2 separate regions of the Homo sapiens genome follow, and region 2 is linked to region 1. Evidence: chromatin loops called from intact Hi-C (ENCODE). Cell type or tissue: dorsolateral prefrontal cortex. All regions are shown on one strand.

Region 1 (8,000 bases):
AAAAAAAACCAGCATGTTAGAGGTGGCCACCACCACAGTGCCCGGGGACATCTCTGGGAGTGGGCCTCCTTTCTCCTGTTTGCTGGCTGAGCCCCTTGTTCTTCTGCCACTACAACCAGGTCAGCTGTAGACTTGTCCTCTTGGCCCCCGGGGAAACCTTCCCACCTGGTGACTCGACAGCCTCCCACAGCCAGAGCAGAGACTCAGACCTCTCCAACTGAGTCAACTTTGGGAGGACACTCTATCCTTCAGGCTGGCCCAGGAGAGTGTTCGTGCCCAAAACAGCAGCCCTGTCTCCTCCTCCACACACTCAACACTGGACAACATAATCCCAGGTGGCAGGCATTGTCCATCACAGATGTACTAGGAGCTGATAAGAATACCAGGCCTGGGCCAGGGCTGCTCTGGACCCAGGGGATTGCTGAGCGAGGTGCCAAAATGCCCCAGAACTAACGACTTCCAGATGTGTCTCTACCTGGGAGGGGAACCAGGATGACCACACAGATGGTCTACACCTCCACTGCCCCATTTGGCCCTTTTAACATTTGTATTTTGACATAATTTCAGACTTAGAAAAAAGGTTGCAAGAACAGTACAAAGAATGGCCATAATCTTCACCCGGATTTCCCAAATGTTGACGTTGTACCATTTTTGCCTTCTCTCTTCCTCCGCCACCCCTTAATGTAGATATATGTAGAGAGAGAGAGGAGAGAGAGTTGTAATTTTTTTCTGAACCATATGGGAGTCAGTTGTAGGCATGATGCTTCTTTACTTCTGAATATTTACTGTTTATTTTCTAAAAAAAAATCAGAGACATTCTATTATGTAACCACGGTACAGTCCTAAAACCCTGGAAATGAACATGGATGCAATTGTATTGTCTAATCTGCAGAACTGATTCCGATTTTGCCGGTTGTTTCGACAATGCCTTTTACCACAGAAGAGCATCCCAAGTGTGTGCTGCTCGCAGCTGGCCTGCCTCTCTGTCTCCAAAATTTCTGTCTTCCAGGACCCTGGCATCCAACTCAGAGCAGAGGTCATGTAGGTTTGTCAGATGTTTTCTCAAGATTATCTCAGGTCGTGCATTTTTGTCAGGAATATTTCTAGAATCGAGGCCTCGCTGCCCTCTGGGCACCCTTGCAAACCCACGAAGCTGCTGTGGGACCCCACCAGGCACATGGGAAGCTCCTGAGGTGTGGCAGGTGCTTTTCCTACTAAGATGGCTATTGCTATCCTCCTTCTGTGCTGCCTGATTTGGGGGACTGGCTTCCAACCCTGTGTTTGCTCATGGTTAAAACCCTTTTCGTCACACACGGTGAAGTGCAGGCCAGGGGTTCTCCTCCAATGTTCTCAGCAGGGGCCAAGAAGAAACAGCAAGTCTGGGAAGTCAGGCATCCTGCCAAGGGACAACAACCACACCGGCGTGCTGTCTGCCAGCCTGCCTCCTGCTGCAATCACCTTGCCGCTTCATGGTTATAAGTGTATTTAATTTATCCAGCACATAAATTAATATCCACACACGCTGTAGCAAAGACGTCCTGTGGAGTCCCAGCTGGAACTGCACTGATCGAATTCCGGGGTGCCAGTGTCCTTGCTGGACATTTAGGGGGCCTGGGCTTCTGCACCCCGGCAGTGGGCATGATTGTTATGTAAACACAGAGTGCAGCTCCAGGGTGGCTGGCCCATCTGCTCCTCTGCACACTTCTTGCCTACACTAATCATTTTCCATCCTCTTAGGTGAAAACTTGGAAAATGTAAGGGCTCCCAATCTCCTTTTCATTTGCAAACGAGCCATTTCAGCTAAGCGTGGCCCCCTATTCTTCTCAGGCATTTGTGTTTGTGAAAAGACCCGTCTCAAATTTCTGGGGCAGGAGCAGCTGCTGCGAGGCCTCTTTTCACTTGGCCTGGCTCCCCTAGCCCTCTGCCTCCCACCCCCTCCCTCCTTTTGTCTCTGTCAAAGCCAGCTCCCCTCTTTGACCCCTGGCCAACTCGGAGCCTCCTCCTTTGTCAGTCTCCCCAGACAAGTTTCACCCTAAATCAAGCATTGTTTGGGCTCCTGAGGCCAGCACGTGCCCATATCCCCTAATCTTTTAATTTCACCCCAGGAAAAAGCAGCTGTTAGTGATACACGCAATGCACAGCTGTTGGCCGGGCCTGCTGCCTGCTCCAGAGAACAATGAAGAAGAAAGGGCACTTGCAGGGCTGCAGGAATATGTACATTTCCCTCTCTCTTTCTTCTTCTTAGGATTTTTTTTTTCTTTTTGCAACAGTTGGCAGCACGTGCTGTGAAATGCTGCCCTGCTAGAAAAGCCACCTCCTCCACCACGATTTTTGTCCCCACCCGTTCAGCACTCCACACACCATTTGGTTTGCAGTTGGGCTCATTTAAGAACCAAACTTTCAGTTTCAAAGATCCCTGGCGTGTGGCATGATCCTTTTGTTACAAACATGCATCTGATGAATTACAGGGGACCCAGACAGGCAGACAGAGGCTTCACACTCACCGGCACATGCCCACGTGGGCCTGCCGGAGCCCCCCACGCTGACATTCATGAAGGCAGGGCTCAGGGGGCTGTTTAGGAACATCCATGCTTTTTGGGACTCCGGCATGCATGACCAGGGGACAAGAGGATGTCATGGAAATACACATTACCGAAGTCAACCAAAGTTGGCCTGGCACCCGGGAGGGGGCTCCATGAAGGTGTTTGGGGGACACCTCATTTTTGCATGCTGAGTCTTTGCTGAAAAGCACGTGGTAGCTTGATTTTCTGGAGCCTTTCTCTGGGCACACCTGTGCCCCCAGCAGCCTAAGGCATTAGGGCATGAGAATAGAATAGCACAGTACTGCCCTGCACTGCCAATGTGCCCCGGAGCAAGGCAGGTCACCTTCTCAGGGAGGGAGGACAAGGGGCTGAAAGGACCCTCCACAGCACACTGCTCCATGGAACTTTCTGCAATAATGAGAAGGTTCTCTGAACAGGGTCTGCACTGTTCAGCACAACCACTGAGCACTTGAAATGTAGCTTGCACATGTAACAGACTAACTTTTAAAAATGCTAATACATTTAAATTAAGATAGCCACATCTGGCTGGTGGCTATTGCATTAGACAGCACAGCTCTAAATGATGGGTTTTCAAACTTTGAATCACATGAGAAACAAAAAATTCAGATGCCTGGGTTCTACTTCCAGAGTGTCTGATTTAACTGCTCTGATAGCAGCCTGAGCATGGGGATTTTTAAGGCTCCCCAGGTGGCCATGACGGGGAGAAAAGTTGGGGCCCTATCTTAGGCTTCCAGCTCCAAATCTGGGCTCTGCAGAGACAGACAGTGCATTTGGAAGGTATATATCTAATTTAGCCATAAACCTTCCCTGTTTCTAAAATGCAGGGGATTTTTAAAGCAATTATCCACCCTGACATTTGTCCCTCCTCTGCCTGCCCTGCCCAGGTTTCAGGGCTGTCCCTACCCAGAAGTGGCCTGTGCAGCCACAGGTTGGCACGGGCCCCTTTCCACTCACTTTATCTCACCTGGTAGGTCATTGAAAGATGCTGGCAGAAACCCGACGCTCAGCAGAGCATATGGCGAGCTGCACACCTGCCTCGCGGGCACCTGCTGGGCCTCCCAGGGGTGTGGGGCGGCTGTCTAGGGCGCTCCAGGCCAGTGCAAAGCGTCCGACTCATTTGCATGCTGGACGCCTGCCACGTGCCTGGACTATGGCAGATCTGACACGGCATGTCATTGCTTTGAAGACCAGCCAATCTGGAGAAGCCTGCGCCTCCAACAACAAAGCCGGCAGCCCGTCTGAGACGCGTGCCGGGGCCCTGTACAGGAGCAGGCACACATGTGCACACACGGGCGACAGACACTGCCACCCGCAGACTGTCTTCTGTGACTCAGGGCCTTGAGAAGGTTGTAGCTTGGCAGTGGCCAGGGGGTCAGCCCCCTGAGCTGTGTCCAGTAGTCCCCTAAAGATGCTGCCCAGGAGACCTGGACACTTTATAAAAGCCCACACTTTTATAAATCAGACCCTGATAGCATCTGTTCTTTGACATTTCCTTTTCAAACAAGGAATCACTGTATGTTTTCATCATCTCTAAAGCTAAGCAAAAAGGAAATGAGTGGCCATGTTTTAATAACGCTGTCATATGCTGCTTCATCTTAATGCTGATGGTTGCATTAGGTGAAAGCCCACTACGGTTGAGCTTTCAAATGCCTCCAAAAGAAGCGAATTATCTTTTTGCCAGATGCAGTGTAAATAACTGGAGACATTTGGCTCCCCCATTTTGCTGCACGCGTGGATAATAATGAGGCCGAGTGTGAAGGGCTCGTCCAATTTGGATGAATTCTTTCCCCCAAGGATCCAGCCCTTCACTCTGGAAAGGGTTAAAAGTCAATGCAGCCACTGCTGCCCTGTCCCCTCTGCCCTTGCAGGGTGACGACTGGATAATCACAGTGAATGAGCTCCTGCCAGGGCCAGAGGCCAGCAGTCTCCAGCCCACCTCAGCCATCTGTCCAGACACGGGGACAGCCACGCTCTCAGTGGAGGCAGGGCTTGGAAAGCACAGAAGCTGGGCCATGTGGCAACCCGGCCAGTTCACCAAGGGCGGGGAGAGGCGTCCCATAAAATATTGTGACACTTGAGGCCTGGCTAATGGCTGCAGCTGAAGGCTGGGTGGCCGGCTTACATCCCTGTGCCCAGGCTGGCATTCCTACCACCCGCCCAGGCCAGGATGGAGTGGAGGAGGCCTTTCAAGTTGGAGGAGATGAGGCTTTCCTCCAGCAGCCAGCAGGGCTAGGGAAGGTAACAGGCAGGCATGTTTTAAGGCCATTAGCAAAGAACAATGGGAAGCTGAAAGGTAATCCCAGTGAATAGAAGACACAAAGTGGGCTTGTGCCAGCAGCCTCAGGGTCAGCTCATTATCCCAGACGGCAGATGGAGGGGGCCTGGTTGCTGGGCAGAACTCCGAGCTGCCTGCTGGGCGGGGAAGGCAGGCGCTGCAAGCCCAGGACTCCTCCCATCAGCAGCATGAACAACACCGCCCTGTCCCCGAAGCCCTGTGCAATGAACTCACCAGATCAGCTGACCCAGAGTGAGGGGAGCGCTGCCTTCTCAGTCCCCACAGGAGCCCTCACTGATGGAGCATCTTCACTCAGCTAAGACCCCCTCAGCCCTGTCCAGCAGCCTTCCCCATTCTAAGCACTCTGACCCCAGGGACTAGAAGGTGCTTGAGAGCGGGGGCCATGTGCTCCGCATCGTGTCCTTATCATCATCTCAGCACAGGCAGCTTCTGACTCTGCTGCATTGTCCTCATGTGCCTACATAGGCTGAGCCTGCAGAGATGCCTTGGACAAGGCTGGCCAGGGGCTGTTGACACTGGAGCATGTGCACACTGGGGGAAGGATTGCACACTGGGGGAAGGATTGCTCACTGGGGGCTGTGCGCACCATGTGTACTGGATGTACACACTGGGGTGTAAATGCTAAGAAAGGGCACACTAGGAGGATATGCACACTAGGCGTGTGTACACTAGGCATGCACTCTAGGCGTGTGTACATTGAGGAGATGTGCATACTAGGGGATGTGCACTAGGAGATGTGCAGACTGGGGGCATGAACACTGGGCTAATGTGTACACTGGAGGCATGTGTACACTTGGGGGCATGCATACTAGAAGGACATGCACACTGGAAGAATGTGTATACTAAGAGAATGTGTACACTGCAGGGTGTGCACACTGAGGGAACGTGTATCCTGGGGGCATCTGTACACTTGGGGTGTGCATACTGGGGGTCATGCACACTGGAGGGATGTGCACACTAGGAAGGTGTGCACACAGAGGGGATGTGCACACTGGGTAGATGTATACACTGGGGGGATGTGTGCACTGGGGGGATGTGCACACTAGGAAGGTGTGCACACAGAGGGGATGTGCACACTGGGTAGATGTATACACTGGGGGGATGTGTGCACTGGGGGGATGTACACACTGGGGGGATGTGTACACTGGGGGGATGTACACACTGGGGGGATGTGTGCACTGGGAGGATGTATACACTGGGGGGATGTGCACACTGGGGGAATGTGCACACTGGGGGAGGTACACACTGGGGGGATGTGCACACTGGGGGGATGTGTGCACTGGGGGGATGTGCACTGAGGGGATGTGTACACTGGGGGGATGTGTACACTGGGGGGATGTGTACACTGGGGGGATGTGTGCACTGGGGGGATTTGTGCACTGGGGGGATGTGTATACTGGGGGGATGTGTGCACTGGGGGGATGTGTACACACTGGGGAAATGTGTACACTGCGGGGATGTACACACTGGGGGGATGTGCACACCGGGGGGATGTGTACACTGGGGGAATGTGTACACTGGGGGGATGTTCACACTGGGGGGATGTATACACCAGGAGGAATGTGCTCACTATGGGGATGTGCACACTGGAGGGATGTTTACACTGGAGGCATGTGCACACTAAGGGAATGTGCACACTGTGGGGCTGTTCACACTGGAGGAACCAGGAGTATGTACATACTGGGGACAGGAACATTCAGTTAATCACACTTGGGATGTGCACACTGGCCAAGGCACTTGCACTCACTATGACACCCACAGAGCAATGGCATTAGCAGACCTCGATCACCCTCCATGGAAGGGCACCCTTCAAATCTGCATACCTGGAAAGCCACCGTCGGTTGTGGAGTGGTGAGATTGCTGAACCACAGAGGCTGGAATGCCCTGTCCTCCTCCTCAGCCTGCTTTGAAATCTCTATTACGTCTTTCCTGCTGCCCCTGCTGCCAGATGATCCCAGCAGAATCTTGTGCTTTTTAAAATTTGAGTGTTTTGTTTTGCACAGTTGAGTTTTCATTCTGCTGCAGCCCCTTCAGGCAAAAGTGAACCCAGCCTGGGGCATGCTCTCAGCAAGGCCTCAATGACCAAAATCCATACTGGAGTGCATTTTGCCCCTCTGCTTCTGGGCAGTCAGCACTCCAGCTGCGGCTGCCTCACCATCTTCTATGTTCTCCTTGCTAGAAAAGCAGTATTTCAAGAAAACTCCTCGGTGAGCTTTCCCATTTTAATTCAGCCTGTTGCTTAACAAGCAGTCATATAGAATAAATACCAGTGCTGAACACATGCTGAGGCTCCCATAAAGGATGCAGAGAGAATTGACATTGTTCTTCTAAAGTTAAAAACCACAATTTTATTCAGGGGAGATCTTTATAAGCCATTCATCCAGTAGAGCTTGCTATTAGGTGCATACAGCGATACATCCATAAATTTTGCGGGGCAGCTTCTTGACAGAAATGCAATGCTGGCAGCAGCCTTTCTTGCGTTTCTTGCAGCAGCCTTTCTTTCTTGCAACAGCCTCTCTTGCTGGCAGCAGCAGTTCCTTCAATGTCTTAATTCCTACAGTAAAGCAACAGGAAGTAGTGGCCTTTGTGCAGCATCTGTATTATGGCGTCTTCAAGAGCCACTGCGTGCCGCAGACAGAATTATATGGACTCTGCCCACACTGGCCATCATCAAATTCTACCTAAAGTGTTTTCTTCTGGATTTCCCTTTTATAACACTGAGTGTCAAAGTAGTATAAATCTTTTAAGAAAAATGTAATAGCACATAAAATATATATTTTTTTGAGACAGAGTCTTGCTCTGTCACCAGGCTGGAGTGCAGTGGTGCCATCTCGGCTCACTGCAAGCTCCACCTCGCGAGTTCAGGCAATTCCCCTGCCTCAGCTTCCCAAGTAGCTGGGACTACAGGTGCGCACCACCACACCCGGCTAATTTTTTTGTATTTTAGTAGAGATGGGGTTTCACCATGTTGGCCAGGATGGTCTTGATCTCCTGACCTTGTGATCTGCCCGCCTTGGCCTCCTTAAGTTCTGGGATTACAGGTGTGAGCCACCGCACCCAGGCCCACATAAAATGATATTTTTAAAAATCAATCTCTTGACAATGGTAGGAACATTTCCATTTGAGAGGAATTCTCTTTC
Region 2 (8,000 bases), 130 kb before region 1:
TCTCCAGCCACATCCCCTCCCCGAGGCCAGACTTATAGGGGCTCAGAGCCCCAACTCTCTAGTCACATGTTGATCTTTCTGGTGTGACCAGCCCCCATCCCGAGTCTTCCTGTTAGCATGAATTCTGGTGTGGTCACAGGGGCCTACCATGAGTAACAAAGACATCCTATCACTCAGGAAATACCAAGGATTTAGAGGGTCCTTCCCAGGAACCGGAGACAAAGGCCAGCCAAATGCTCTATTGTACAATAAAGTCCAAGTCTCAACCTCAGAGTCTCTCACATGAAAGTCTTCTGCCACTCCCTCTGGTTCTTCACTCTTCTGAGACCAAGAAGAAGGAAGAGCACAGTTTGGGTTCCCAGGCTCCCCTGGAACCCACCCATCTTCAGACTCCCTAGCAATCCAGACACCTTCGTCTGCAGTGTCACCCCAGTCTCTGGGTTCCTTATTCTTTGCACGGTCATGACCTGAGCTCCCACGTCATTCCTCAGAGCCAGACTTGCCGCTTCCTAAACAACTATGCCGGACTCATGCACCTCAGTTTCCACAACTGGGTTCTGTTTCCAAAGCCTTTTGACAGGCCGCTCCCCTTCCACTCCTTCTCTGGTGCTGACTCCCAGAGCCCCTGCCTTAGTCATCTTGCAGTCCCATGGTCAGCCATGACCCCACTCGCTCATGCATTTGTCACTTTGCCTCCCTCAGTCTTTCTTCCTGGAAAGGCTTTCTCTGGTCATCTGAGTCCCACCCAGTCTCCCAAGGCTTTCTCAGCTGCTGTTTACCTCTTGGTGAATTTCGCAGCCTCCCTCACCCTACCACTGAAGCAGGTGTCCTCGCTCACTTGGCAGTCTGCTTTCAAGATCTGGACTTGACATCATACTATTGAGCTGCACACATTAGCTTCTGCCAGCATGGGGCCAGTCTTGGAAGAGCTGGGTGGTATTTTCACGCGTGCTGGCAGTCTCAGCTCTTAGGGAAGCAGCTCCCACACTGATGGTGCCCAGGAGTGATTCTCAGTGGATTTGCAGCTGGTTTTACATGGTAGACAATCTCCTTTTTTATTCTGATAAAACTCTTGGCTTTTCTTGAACTGTTAATATTTCTGCCTAAAAATAGATGCAAAATAACTAAATTTGCAATCATCTCCAAAAAATGAACTACAATAAAAACCTGACTTTTCCTCTAAGATTTAACATAAGGTTTGAGTTATGTGTCTTCTTCAAGTGTCCATTGATGGAGGTATTGATTAATCTATTCTCAATTGCCTGTGGTTCTGACATATGCCACAGTTAAACATCTCCAAATGACAAGGAAACAGAACTTCAGCATGCGAATGAAATAACCAAAAGATCTGACTAAATAGAACTGAAGACATGATTGTAAGCTCAGTCAGCATTTTCTTCTAATGGCACCAAGTAGCCCACAGTATTACCTGTGCATGCCTCATTATCTAGGCCAGGATAAAAGGACATTCACAATCTCTGGAGTGTCGAATTTCTCTTAATATTCACTTTGGTGGATGTTTCAGCTCCTTTTATTTTTTGATACTTACTTGTCTTCTAGAAACATCTTTTTAACTTATTTCATCCCAAGAATCTTTGACACGAAATAGGAAAAAAAAAATGTTCCAACACCTCTAGTGAGTCACCATCAACCAGAAATGAGATATTGCTTTATAAATTCTGCACCAGATCTTTGCATCAGAGCCAGCTTCGGCTACCAGGGCACCCACCATACTGCATCCATCTGGTGAGCTGGGTATCCGTGACACAGAGCAAGCCTGGGGAATGTTCACCTGCCCTGGCAGGCCAAACACAGGGGTACTGTATTCTGGGCTCACAGGAAACCACAGCGTCATCACAGCCACACTACTTTTTGGAAAAGGTGATACTCAAAATTATCTGCACTTCCCTCCTACGCTTCCTTCCAGAAAGCCCATTCCCCGAGAACAGTTGCAAACCACTGATGACTCTGATCAATGCATTGTCTTTTTAATTGAAAATTATGCAGAAACCCCTTGCATTTTAATGCCTTTTGTTGAAAGTAACTCAAAAATATGCCATTGAAAGAATATCCTGAGTGTAAACACATCTGTGAACCAGCAAAGACTTCCCAGGAGCTCCTGGAATCCTCATTGAAATAACAAGTCTCTATTTTGTGATCCTAACACCACCGGATGGGGTCAGGGTAGGTGTGCAAGACCTTGGATGTCCCTGGAAGTTCTTCTTCATGCTTAGTAAATTCCTTGGACCACCTTTCTCGTTGCCATTCACTTATTTCCAAATATTAGGGGAACACCTACAGGTCATCTCTATTCACAGGGAGTTCTAGGTGGCTGGTCTGTGCTGTCTGTGCTGCTGGGATCAGAGGTGTGCCTTGAAGCGTCCCTGAACCGTCAAGGTACCACATGCGCAGGAAGGAGGCTTGAGCTTTGCTTTTGGTTACAGGGCATATGCATAAGGGCTACTCAGAATTTAGGAGTTATATCTCTTCTCTTACTCCCAGCCTGTGATGCGTGAAATGTGACCTAGATTGTAATCCAGATTCTTCCAGGAACTCGTGGTGAGAAAGACCTCCAATGAGCTGCATATCTCTCTGTGTCTCAGTTTGCTTATCCATTAAATGGGTTTAAGAAGAATACCTACTGCACAGGGCAGTTGTGTGATTAAGAGGGATAATTATAAAACCGCTTGCCCCAGTGTAAAGATAAAGAAACAATAACTGTTGATAAAGACGATGTCTATTCTTTAATGCTTGTCTCCTAGTGAAAACAACTGGCTTCTCTTCCAATCATTTTGGCAGCTGACCCCAAATTCACCAAGGCAGACACTGAAATGAATGGAATAGAGAAATGAAAGCAATGGGTTCAGGGGTCAAAAGTGCTGCTGTACAAGGGGTGAGGACAGACAGCTCTCCAGCCACAGGGAGCCTTTGGAGCTACCATGGTCCCCAGGGAGCCAGGAGTGCGACTGAGCTCTCTTTCCTCGGTGCTATATCACCTGGACAGCACCTGATGTAGACTGAGGCTAGGGCCCCGTGGCCCCTTCTGAAAAGAAGATATAGCCATATTAGTTAGACCTGTTTATAATTTAAGAAAGCCCCTATAGCCACATGGCATTGCTCAACTATGGCCACAGTATGGGCAGAGCCCGCATCTATCCACCGCATCTAGGAAGTGCTTCTGCGTGGCCTTTCCTGTCCCCAGGCTCCTGTGCTCTTACTCCTAATTGCTTCATCCACTCAGCAACCCACAGAGAACCTGATGCTGGTCAGTTGGGGCTCCCCTTCCTGAACCATCATGTCAAACACGCAGCAGTCTTGTGACTGCCTTAGAGGGTACAACCTCCTGGACAGGTTGGTGACATTCTACAAGTTCACTGACTATCTTCATTTGGGCACAACCTTTTCTCTGATGCAAACTGGGCACGAACTTAAAAGAATATTGACTCAAAAGCCACCGGTATGCACTTTTCCCCAGGGACCTAATCCCCTTGGAGTGTCCCATGCTTCCCTCGTGCCCCAAAACATGATGCAACCCATGGGAAATCAAGTCACTTGCCAGTCACATGAAGGTCCCTTGCTATTCAGCCAGCACAAAGGTCTTTGTGCTGGTCAATCCAGCTGCAGGATTCTAGCTTTCCAAGAAGAAGCAAGTTGATGGGAGCAAGCACTGAAAGTGGAAACAGGCAGAAGCTTGTAGTGAGTATTTTCACACAGGGAAGATGGGGCTGGAGTGTTTTGGATGCCAAGGTAAGCAGACACACAAGCAGCCTGCTCATGCACGCACTCCTCACTTCATCAGCGCCCCAGGGAGAGGGAAAGGGGAGCTGGGCCCTGGGCCAGGGAACCAGAGCCGAGTTTCCGTCACTCACATGGAGCCAGCTCAACTCAAAGCTCCAGCTGCAGACAGCTTCCCAGGACAGCCCAACCTCAGGACAGCGGAGATGCTGGGTGGTAAGAAGCAGGCAGAAGGGAAGAGCAGAGTAACATTCATCAGCTTAAGGAGGACCCCCATCTTCCTGGATCATCTTTTCCAAAACTTAGAAAATGCAACACAAACCCTGGGGTTGCTAATATTTCAGGAGTCTGTATTTGATTTCCTCCACTTTTGTAAAGCAACATCAAAGTACTAAAATTGACCTTCCTATTCCTCCCAGAACAGGGTGTACTCCCCACCATTCAGAGGCAGAGCCAAACCGAGAATGAAAAACAGCATCCCATCGTCTGGTCCTGCCCAGCAACTTCATCCCAAGCTCAGTGAGATGCTGTCCCCAGAGCTGCAGCCGGGGAGACTCCTCCAGTTTCACAAGCACACCCTCTTGTAATTTCCACCTCTTTGGAGTAGCAACTTGGATAAATTGAAAATGGCACATGAAACATCTCTGTGCCTTTCAAAGGGAGGGAGCATCTCTAATGAGCTTTTGAAAGAAAGCACAGCATCGCCCAGTGGAAAGAAATGTGTAGTGACCACCCAGGCCTGCAGACGAGGCTCTACGATCAAGCGTGGATGCTAATTCCTGATTCCACCCAGTCTCACATTAATTCTCAGGAGTCAGAAGACCTACAAATGTACTCAGGGCATCCAGAGAGAGGCAGAATGCTGCTGGATTGGACACAAAGGACCTGGTCTCTAATTCTAGTGCCACTTATTTCCTTCTTCCCCCAGGTCCGCGACTCTGGCTTTGAGACAGCTGCTTTCCCAACTCTCATTCATGGGAAACCCACCCTAGCTGAGCTTCCCACCTCAGAGCAAACTGGAGAGAACCCATGCCAAGTGCTTCAGCAGTCGCGGGGATGAGAGTCCTACGCAAATATGAAATGTGGCATGCAGTCTCACAGAAGAACATGTTCTCACCAAGGATTGTTACAGAGAGCTGCCTTGTTCAAAGGTCCAAAACGGCTTTGGCAAAGGGTATCTTTCTTTCCATATTTGGCCAGAAATATGAGCTGACAGCAAATGCTATGATTTTGAAATACATGGCATATTATTTTTGCGAGATAGTCTATCTTTGGTGGTATATTCCACAGCTGATATCCAATACTGTTAAATGTTGAAGTCAGAAGACTTTAAACCAAAATAGGAGATAGCAATTAAGTAATGCTGTGCCCAATCTGTTGCCATTGGAGGCTGGTGCATTATCACTGGTTAAAGAGCAAGTGGGGAATTTGTAACAAATATTAGTCACGAGGCTAACCCATCAGGCTCACGTGGGAGAAGGAAAAAGGAAGAGGCTATAGGATCAGGATGTCTCTCTCCCCTGTCTGCAGATGTTATAAATGGATCTGGCCCTAAGAAACAACTTCTTGTTTTAAGATGTTCTAGGGCGGCCTTGGCAGGTGAGTGGAGATTTAAAGTCAAGAAACATAGAATTTTGTGCATTATTTGACAGATTTTTTGACCATGTCTGAATTCAAAATGGCCCCAGTTAGACTGGTGCTTTGGAAGTCCATTTTGTTTAAGATGAGGATATTGAAAGAAATTCACAGGCACAATTTTCTCAAGTCAAAAATATAACCTGATGAGTAGCAACTATATGGGAGGAAAATGGGGTAAACACAGAGTGGTCTTCATAGTGCTGAGATCTGACCTCACCCCCACCCTACACTCTGTGGGGCAGCTCTGGACTGCAATTCTGCCTGCTTGCCACTGAGGCATGACCAGCATCTGTAGAAGGCAAAAAGTGTCTGCAAAATGAAAGAGCCACTGTGACAAGGTGGCTCTGTCATTTTGCAGACACTTTTTGACACAGAAAAAGCTCTGGCTGCAGACTTAACATGAACAACCAGAGGCCAGCAGGGCCAGCACCACCTCCACTCCAGTCTGGTCTGAGTGGTCATGGGGGCTGAGGCTGTGATAGCTGACTCTTCATGAAAGCATCTGTCAAGGGGACAGTGTGGATTTTGCTAGATTGAGATCTGGTCAAGGGTCTCCATGCTGAAGGATGAATTATACTTTCTTTTTGTGTGGGTTTTTCTTTTTTTCTGGACAAACAGATATCACACAGAGTTTTGGAACAATCCTAACACACCTTTGGACTTTTGGATGAATAAAGTTCTCTACCTACAAGTCAGCATAGCACAATGAAAGCAGTAAGGAAGCCTTGAGTTTCCATCGTTGGATTCGGACTTCATGGTGAAATGCAAGTAGGTCACTTGCCTAAGTACAAATATGTGATCTCAATGTTGGCCAAAAAATGGGCAAAACTTCCTTAGGAAGCAAGGGTGAGAGGAATGGGGTCTGAGAGCTAATCCAGAAGCCCAGAATTCAGCCCAGGATTGCAGGGGCCCGCAGGCCTTTGAAAACGACTGGACTTCTCAAGGCTCCCAGGTCCTGGCCAGGTTGAAATCCCTGAGGACCATGGCCGCAGAAGAGTACAATGATGGGATGGCGTAGGGTAGGTCCCTGGCAGAAACCAGTTGATATTTGTTTCTTTATAATGTAGAATATCAAGATTGGGAGCAGAGATTCTCAAGCTTTGCTCACACCAGAATTCCCTGGGCAGCTCTGAAAGATCCCCAAGCCCAGGTGTCCCATCAGACCCACGGAGCCGGAATATGGAGGGGCCCAGGCATTAGACCTACCTTTCTCACCCACCATGAGATTTCACAGGGATAAAAACAACCTGTGCATGTATAAGCAGGTTAACTCTCATCAGGTTAAATCAAACCTAGAGGAAGCAAATGACAGACATTTCCTGACCTCCAACCCCCAGGCACTTTTCTTCAGATGATAATGAGTCATTGCCGAGCGAGTGGTACTTCATTCCCCACTCACCTTCCCACAGGGACACCGATGCAGTCAACCCTGTCCTCCTGTGCCATGTGGGTGTGAGGTGGGGAGGCAGAGATCACTTCTCCCCTGGCCTGCTTCTCATCTGTCCTTATGTCCTCAGACACATATGAAAGACCCTCCTGAGAACAATGCCAGGCTGCACACAGCAAATTCAGCAGCTGAAACAAGGCTCGACCATCAAGCTTAGGAAGCACTTAATCAAACGTCTACACCTCTGCTCCATGCTTTTCAGGGAGCCCACACGTACACTGCACAATAATGGGAGGATGAGGGGTAGGTAGCCGTTTGATCACTTCTGTGCCAGAAAGGAGGCACCATGCTTTCACACAGAAGATCCAGAGGAGGGGGGACCCTTGTCCTCCACCACTGCCAATCAAAGAAATGCGGAGGAGTGGAGATTGGTGAGCGCTGGGAGTGGGATTTGAAGCTGGACCTGCTGACGCCACCCCAGCATTCCCTCCACCGATTCTCAGAGCCACCCTGCGGCTAGTGCCCTAGGCCCTGACCTCTGAGAAGGTACTTCCAAAGGCCTGCTGATCTCATCTGAGTGAAAACATTTTTCAGGAGTTCACAAACTCCTTATCTGGCTGGGCTGCCTTTCCATAGGGCCAAGCATGAGAAAGGTCAACGCTTGTGGTGGGTTTTGCCGTGGGATTAATCCAAATAACAAAATAATTGCCCTGCAGTCACAAGACCTGGCCTCTAGTCAGGAGGCTGAGATTCGAATCCTGATTCAGGACACGCCAGCCTTTTAAATCTCAGACGACTAGAGACAGGGCCTGCATGTCCCAAAGACCTTGGGGTTGCTCAGAGGAGTTAGCACCCTAGAGGAAGATCCTTGTGAGATCCTCTGGCAGGCCTGATACCTGGAGCCTGCCTCCCTCACACCACACACCTGCACTTTCCTTCCCAGCATCTCTCCTGTCCCTCACACCCACTTTCCAGCCAAGCCCCCAGCACCCTACTGTGGCCTGGCCAGGGCTCCACCGAAACCGCCAGCTCAGGCAGATCCTTCCATGTGGAAACTTCCCTTTCCAGCCCTCCTTAACTTCTGAGTAGCAGTCCCAAGTCCCAGCCCTAGAAAGTGATGTGATGGGCTGCTTTGCACTGAGGTGTTAATGACTGACACCAGAGATTACAGTTGCAGAGGACCACAGTTGTCAAACGGGCCATCTCCAATTACAGCTGAGGAAACCAAATGCCCACACAC

What was found. Hi-C counts contacts between places; a loop is a spot of excess contacts. Peaks named below come from ENCODE experiments on the same cell type or tissue, not always from the same donor. Only the 100,000 strongest peaks of a DNase experiment are listed, where the experiment ranks them.
Region 2: a loop joins it to region 1, with 2.8 times the contacts of the local background. A loop is called at or near these places in 5 of 110 quality-filtered maps.

The regions. Positions count from the first base shown.
Region 1 is chr9:89,672,171-89,680,170 of GRCh38, reverse strand. LINC03062 (long intergenic non-protein coding RNA 3062) reads right to left here. Exons shown (of 6, transcript NR_024280.1): 3 at 6,684-7,414. Among named protein-coding and RNA genes, the nearest start is that of LINC03062, 36 kb to the right of the region's middle. RefSeq lists enhancers at 1,197-2,602, 3,171-3,820, 3,821-4,471. In dorsolateral prefrontal cortex, no CTCF peak of the experiment used is centred here; DNase peaks (open chromatin) are centred at 3,720 and 4,575; H3K4me3 peaks cover 436 bases.
Region 2 is chr9:89,798,721-89,806,720 of GRCh38, reverse strand. It overlaps LOC107987032 (a long non-coding RNA gene), which reads left to right and starts at 3,508. Exons shown (of 2, transcript XR_001746572.1): 1 at 3,508-3,696; 2 at 4,155-4,994. In dorsolateral prefrontal cortex, no CTCF peak of the experiment used is centred here; DNase peaks (open chromatin) are centred at 1,740, 3,560 and 3,830; H3K4me3 peaks cover 1,025 bases; H3K27ac peaks cover 859 bases.